Regions from separate parts of the Homo sapiens genome. Here region 2 is linked to region 1. Evidence: chromatin loops called from intact Hi-C (ENCODE). Cell type or tissue: mammary epithelial cell. All regions are shown on one strand. Each heading gives the region's core, and the rest is flanking DNA. Links, peaks and the distances in the headings are about the cores only. Region 1 has its middle 200 kb from the start of CAND1. Region 2 has its middle 110 kb from the start of CAND1.

Region 1 (2,919 bases), core at 176-2,675:
TTCTAAATGGATTGGGTTTAGCAGATCAGGCAGAAAGTCAGGGGTAGTGGGTAGGATGGAGAAATGTGTTCTGAATTTTAATAGTATGTTAGCGTACATGGGTGAGTCTTAACATGTCATTTTGGAAGTGACTGCATTTACTGCAACAACCCATATGTTACAGTTTCTCTGCTCAGCATTGCATGCCATAGCAATAGCTTCATCTTGACACAGGCCTTCGAGATGAACCCGAGTAATGAATGGTGTGTAGATACGACATGAAATTACATAGAACAACCAAGCCTCTTTTTGTATGCGGCAATAACACAAAAGCATGTTCCCTCAATCTTTGAATTGAGATTGGCATGTTTTTCTTCTTTTTTAGGAATAAGGCTAAGATACATACTCCTTCAAATATGCGGTCCTCAAAGAAGCTAGCATCTTGTATTAATTTGCGTTACATCTCAAGAAGAGATTTTACTAAATAAAATCTACATGAAAAAAATGTTATGCTAGAGTAATCTCCATAATGGGTTTTAGAATGTTTACATGTAGATTGGGGTTGTGGGGAATGTGGAAAGCGCAGTGGTTTAGATGAGCACAACCAACCTTAGAATTTAATAGTAAGATATTCGAAATTGACCTTTTGGTTAATGTTAATCCAAGACAAAATTTAAAATGTATTTGTTCCATGTTCATTATTTTCCTGACCAACCTGACAGTTTAATCTTTTTGTTTATATTTAAAAGAATCCAATTCAACGTTATTTGAATCACTTAGAATTTCAAGGGTCAAGGGAAAAGCTTAACACAATTTGACCTGAAATACAAATAGAAAACATCTCTCATCTCTTTACACTGAAATTCATCCAAAAGGATAAGCCAAGCTCAAGCAATGTCCTCTGATATATGCATTACAAGTCACATAGGCAGCTCAGTTTAAATATATATTTATATATATATATATATATATATACACACACACACAAACTGAAACACAAACACCAGTTAGACAGGAAATTGTGAAAGAAACAAAACCATATATTTGTCCATTCCAAAAGAAGCAGGACTTCAAAAAGAAATGCTACAACCAAACAAAAATATATACTAATTATTTAGAAAAGCATCTCTTAATTAAAGTGAGAAAGAAGAAACCTTTAAAGTGAAAAAAGGCAAAAAGTAACAAACATTTTTTGTTTTCTCCTATTGGGGGAGATAAGGCAGAACACTCAATTTCTTACTCAGATTTTTATGCTCTGGAGGAATTTCAGTCTTATCTCCACCAAGCAGATTAGACAATCATCTTTCAATGTTACCATATATTTCCAAAAGACATACAAGTACATTTCGTGACAATCCAAAAATCTACCCACTTCAGCATTCTGATAAAACTTGTCGGAAGCATGGTGATTTTTTTTTTAAGCAAACTGATACATTTAATGCCAAGTACATTGTGACATTTAGTTGATAGGACAGTCACTCCATGCTTGACAGAATGCTTTCATGTAGTGCTTTTACCTGGTTATAAATTATTGGTACTGCTATTTGCAACTTTAAAGATATGATTTACTAAAGGGAGAAGCAGAAGCATTCCTAAAGCAGGGGTGCCTTTTGAATGGGTAGACGTAAGGTCACCTGCCAGAAAGTGTGCTGGAAAATGAATGCACATATCTAATAAGGAGGTGCTTAAAAAGGGATGAATTCCCTGAGTCATTAAACAGGATACAAACCAAAGACAGGTTGTGCCACCTAGAGAAAAACTGGAAATTGTACATTGGTTCTTCAGTAGTAAGTGTTATTCAAAAGCTTGAAACTTTTAACATGCCCAATAACCAAGCCACCGTCCATACCAGCTCACCAAACTGCTGCATTAAGCCCCCTTGACAACACTGCCTTCTCCACACACCAGACTGGCCGGCCTCCTCTGGCTTTCCTCGCCCACCTACCCACGCTGCGCCGCTTAACCTCAGCACCGGCTGTTTCCCACAGCCCATGGAGCCCCTGCATCCTGAAACCTATCCGGTTCCAAAGCACCTTCCTCGAAGACAGGACAGGACAGGATAGAAGAAGCAAAGGGATAAACCCTGGTGGACCTTGCCAGCCAGCGTTCCTCTGGATGCTAGCAGAGCCACCGTGCACATCCCTCTAGCCCCATGGGGCCTGTATAGGAAATTCTGGTGCACTCAGTACATCATATCCAGGTTACCAAGCTGAACTCCCTGGCCAACCTCTGCACCATCCAAACACCATGAAATGACCTCAACAGAACTAAGCCTTGAAGGTGCAAAAGGCCTTCAACTTTCCTCTCCGCAAGTTACTTAAAAGCAAAGTGTCCAGCACACTTGTCAAGCTGAAGCACAAAAGGGCTGCAAGGCACCAGGCAGAGAGCCGCCTTTTGCAAAGAAAATAGACAGTAATTAAGAAAAGCCCGCAGTCCTGCGGTATTAAACTGACAGCGGGGACTGCGCTGGGGCATAACTCATCTCCAAGCAGTCACTCCCAGCCCCAGACCCTGATCGAGGGGACAATCTTTCCCCTCCTCTCCCCTTCTAGAGACCTGCGGCAGCGCCCCCTTGCCTCCCCTACGCTCTTCCTTCTCCTCTTCCTTCTTTATGAATCTCCAGCAACTTTGGGTTGGCAATGCCGTCGCAGCCCAGCCAGAGGCGGGGACAACGCGAGGGTGGCCGCGGGAGGTGGAGGAAAGTTTGAAAAGTCACTTAAAGCACTGCAGGAACCCCCCTCCATGCCCACCATCACCCCCCAGCACCCACCCCACAGACGGCCGCTCGGAGCTCCACGTGCGAGCGGGCCCTGCAGAAGCTGGAGTTTCCCCTACATCCTCGCCAGAAAAAATCTTTCCCCAAGCGAAAAGTTCCCTGCTGCAGCACCACCCCTCTCCCGCTGCCCTCTCATCCCGCCCCCCCCCCCCCCCGCAAAAAAA
Region 2 (2,919 bases), core at 308-2,807, 94 kb after region 1:
TCAATAAATGGGCTCAAAACTGGGATGGGGCAGTAAGCAGGGAGAATTACCTTTATTTATTGATGTATTCTCAATGCCTGATACGTTCTAGGTATTCAATCAATATTTGAAAAATAAATTAGTACTAAGACTGTAAACAAAGGTCCATAGATGTGGTTCAGGTAATTAAGCACCAAGAGATAGAATGTGGACAAAATAACATGGTTGGTGTTGTGTTGGACCAGGAATCGCAGAGGTAAGGCAGAAAAATAAATGTGTCATTGCTGAAAGAGGGGTTCTCACCTATGAGATGCAGTTGTGGCTGGGGAAAAAAACTAAGGCTAAAAATGAAGGGTGATGATGTTGCAGACACATTTGCATTGGTGAGCAAGTTCAGTGGTTCCTTGACCTATGATGGATATGGCAGAGAGGGCTGTGCTGGAGGATTTCAAATCAAATGAGTGGCCACTGAAATGGTTTTTATGCCTTAGGCCTATTTGGTCTGGCTGTAGAGCTCATCAACACTCCGTGACTCAATGACTATCCCTGTGTAGAACTGGATTTCTGCTGCTGCCATTGCATATCATCTTCCCTAGCTACGCTTGTGTCAGAGGATTTCCTGGGGTTGCAGGTTTCTTCTGTCCCCTGACATTCTGGTTTTCAGAGGAAGGTCATGCAGGTCTTTGTCCAGCATGTAATACATGTATTAGCTTAAGTGGTCCATTTCAGCTGCCATGAACTGAGTCTGTAGATTTCCCTCGGCTATTCGTGGTTGCCTAGGAGCACCATGCAGGGTCACTTAGGAAGATCACCACATGTTTCAAATGTGGCTGTGATGCCTAATACCACTTGTTCTCATATAGAGTAATTGGCCTGGGCTGTGATTGCCTTCTAGAAAAATAATAAGAAACAAAGCCTACCCAAACTTGGGCGTGCTTCTCAAAGAATATGCTTTCCTACAATGATGTTTGAGGTATCATCAAGGTTAATGAAGAACCAGGTTGGGTCTGAGTAGGTAGGGTTTGGAGCTGAGATGAATGAGATTTTCAATAACTGTGATGTCTGTGTGCCAGGAAAACCCTTTTTCCACATAAAGATTTCAAGAATAGTCTGGTTATAACACTGGCTCTCAAACTTGAGCATGTATAAGAATCACATGGAGGGCTTTAAAAGCTCAGATTACTGTCCCCTGCCACCAGGATTTCTGATTCAGTAGGTTTGTGGTGAGGCCCCAAAATGTGATTTTCTAACAAGCTCCTAGATAATGATGCTGGTCTGCGGAATACACTTTGAGAATCACTGGGTTACGGAAATAAAAGATAAATGACCAGAAAACCCCAGAAACCACCTGTAACTAGAACAGTTTTGGAATAACTTGGAGTTCTTGATTTTGTAGAGCACTTTCACATTAAAATTGTGGTCACTTTCTTTGACATCATTGGATTGTCTTCCACATTCTCAGATTTGGCCAGGAGGTGGCACTACAATAAGCAGTCCATGAACCATGAGCTTATTGGAGGTCATATGCATAAGGAAACCTTTCCGGCCTGGCATGGTGGTTTATGCCTGTAATCTCAGCATTTTGGGAGGCTGAGGTAGGAGGATTGCTTAAGCCCAGGGGTTTGAGACCAGCCTGAGCAACATGAGCCAACCCCCTGCCGTCTCTACCAAAATTAAGAAATTAACCAGATGCGCTGGCATGCACCTGTAGTACCAGCTGCTACGCAGGAGACTGTGGTGCAAGGATAGCTTGAGCCTGGGAGCAAAAGACTGCAGGGAGCCATGGCTGCACCACTGCACTCCAGTCTGGGTGACAGTGCAAGACCCTGTCTCAAAAAATGGAAAAAAAAAAAAGAAAAAGAAAAGTTCCCATCTAGAAAGTTATCAAGTCATGGAACATCCCATTTATAACTCATTAGAAGATGACAGAGATATTGGACAATCTGAAAATTATCATTAAATACTTGAACTGGTTGAGATGGTTCTCTGAAGCCATTGTTACTTATTACCCTTTTTGTTTTGCCCAACGTTGTAGATTTTCTGAAAGTCTTATTTCATCAAGCCCAAATTTTAAGGAACTGGTCCGTAATAGGGATTAGTGAGAGTATCTAGTTATCTTGAATGGTAAGCATGTTAGACCACAGCAATTTTCACGGAACCCTAAGGTGCTGTGGGAGGTTGTAGAGGGCTGGAGGAACTACTACCACAACGTGGTAGTCCCTTTGAACTTGCAGAAGGCCTTGGTTCTGAGCAATAAGAGTGACTATGTCTGCTAAGACCCAGGTGCTAAATCAGGTGAGTTCAGCTGACTACTTTATTTCACTACAGAGAAGAAGGTCCCCTTCCTCTTTGTTGCAAATTTACATAGGCTTTAGTGAATAGGAGAGGGGTAAAGTGGAGACTTGAAGAAAGTCTAAGCAGTGCTGGTGGCAGAATTTCTTGGAGAGAGGATATGGGATACATGGCTCTTCAGTGACTTATTTTACAAATATTTATGTGACAGGCTCTTTTCTAGAAGCTAAGAAAAAACAAGCTGAAGTCTCTGCCCTCAAGTGGCTAACACTTTTAAGTGGAAAAGGCTGAGGAGAATGAATAAAGGTCATGAATAAAGAACTCCATTAGTCTCTTGATATCTTGACAAGCTTTCTAATATAAAGCCCAGCAGAGGGTGGTTATTCATTTGTACAGTAGTGGCACTAGGTCAAGTGTGCACCCAAGTTGCCTGAACAAGGGCATGATCCATGAAACTACATGATGTCCCTGAATTTATCAGTCTTTACCTGAAGGTAGGAGGGAGCCAGTCTTAAATCAATTGAAACAAAAACATCTCCTTTTTCCAAGGGATTCAACATGGATATGGGAAGCAGGGGTAGAGTGTTGGACAGAGCCAGAGTGGAGGCGCATGGTGCCAGAAAGCCAATATCGTCACTGTGTCCAAGA

What was found. A loop is a pair of places that touch in the nucleus more often than their neighbours do. Peaks named below come from ENCODE experiments on the same cell type or tissue, not always from the same donor. Only the 100,000 strongest peaks of a DNase experiment are listed, where the experiment ranks them.
Region 2: it touches region 1 in a loop (7-fold over the local background); 1 of 110 quality-filtered maps calls a loop at or near these places.

The regions. Positions count from the first base shown.
Region 1 is chr12:67,065,959-67,068,877 of GRCh38, forward strand. It overlaps a transcript of GRIP1 not described here. Among named protein-coding and RNA genes, the nearest start is that of CAND1, 200 kb to the right of the region's middle. RefSeq lists enhancers at 1,422-1,928, 1,929-2,433. In mammary epithelial cell, for the core only: CTCF peaks have their summits at 1,719 (motif pointing left) and 2,534; a DNase peak (open chromatin) is centred at 1,713; H3K4me3 peaks cover 1,455 bases; H3K27ac peaks cover 1,054 bases.
Region 2 is chr12:67,160,071-67,162,989 of GRCh38, forward strand. No RefSeq gene overlaps it. Among named protein-coding and RNA genes, the nearest start is that of CAND1, 110 kb to the right of the region's middle. In mammary epithelial cell, for the core only: a CTCF peak has its summit at 1,452 (motif pointing right); no DNase peak of the experiment used is centred there.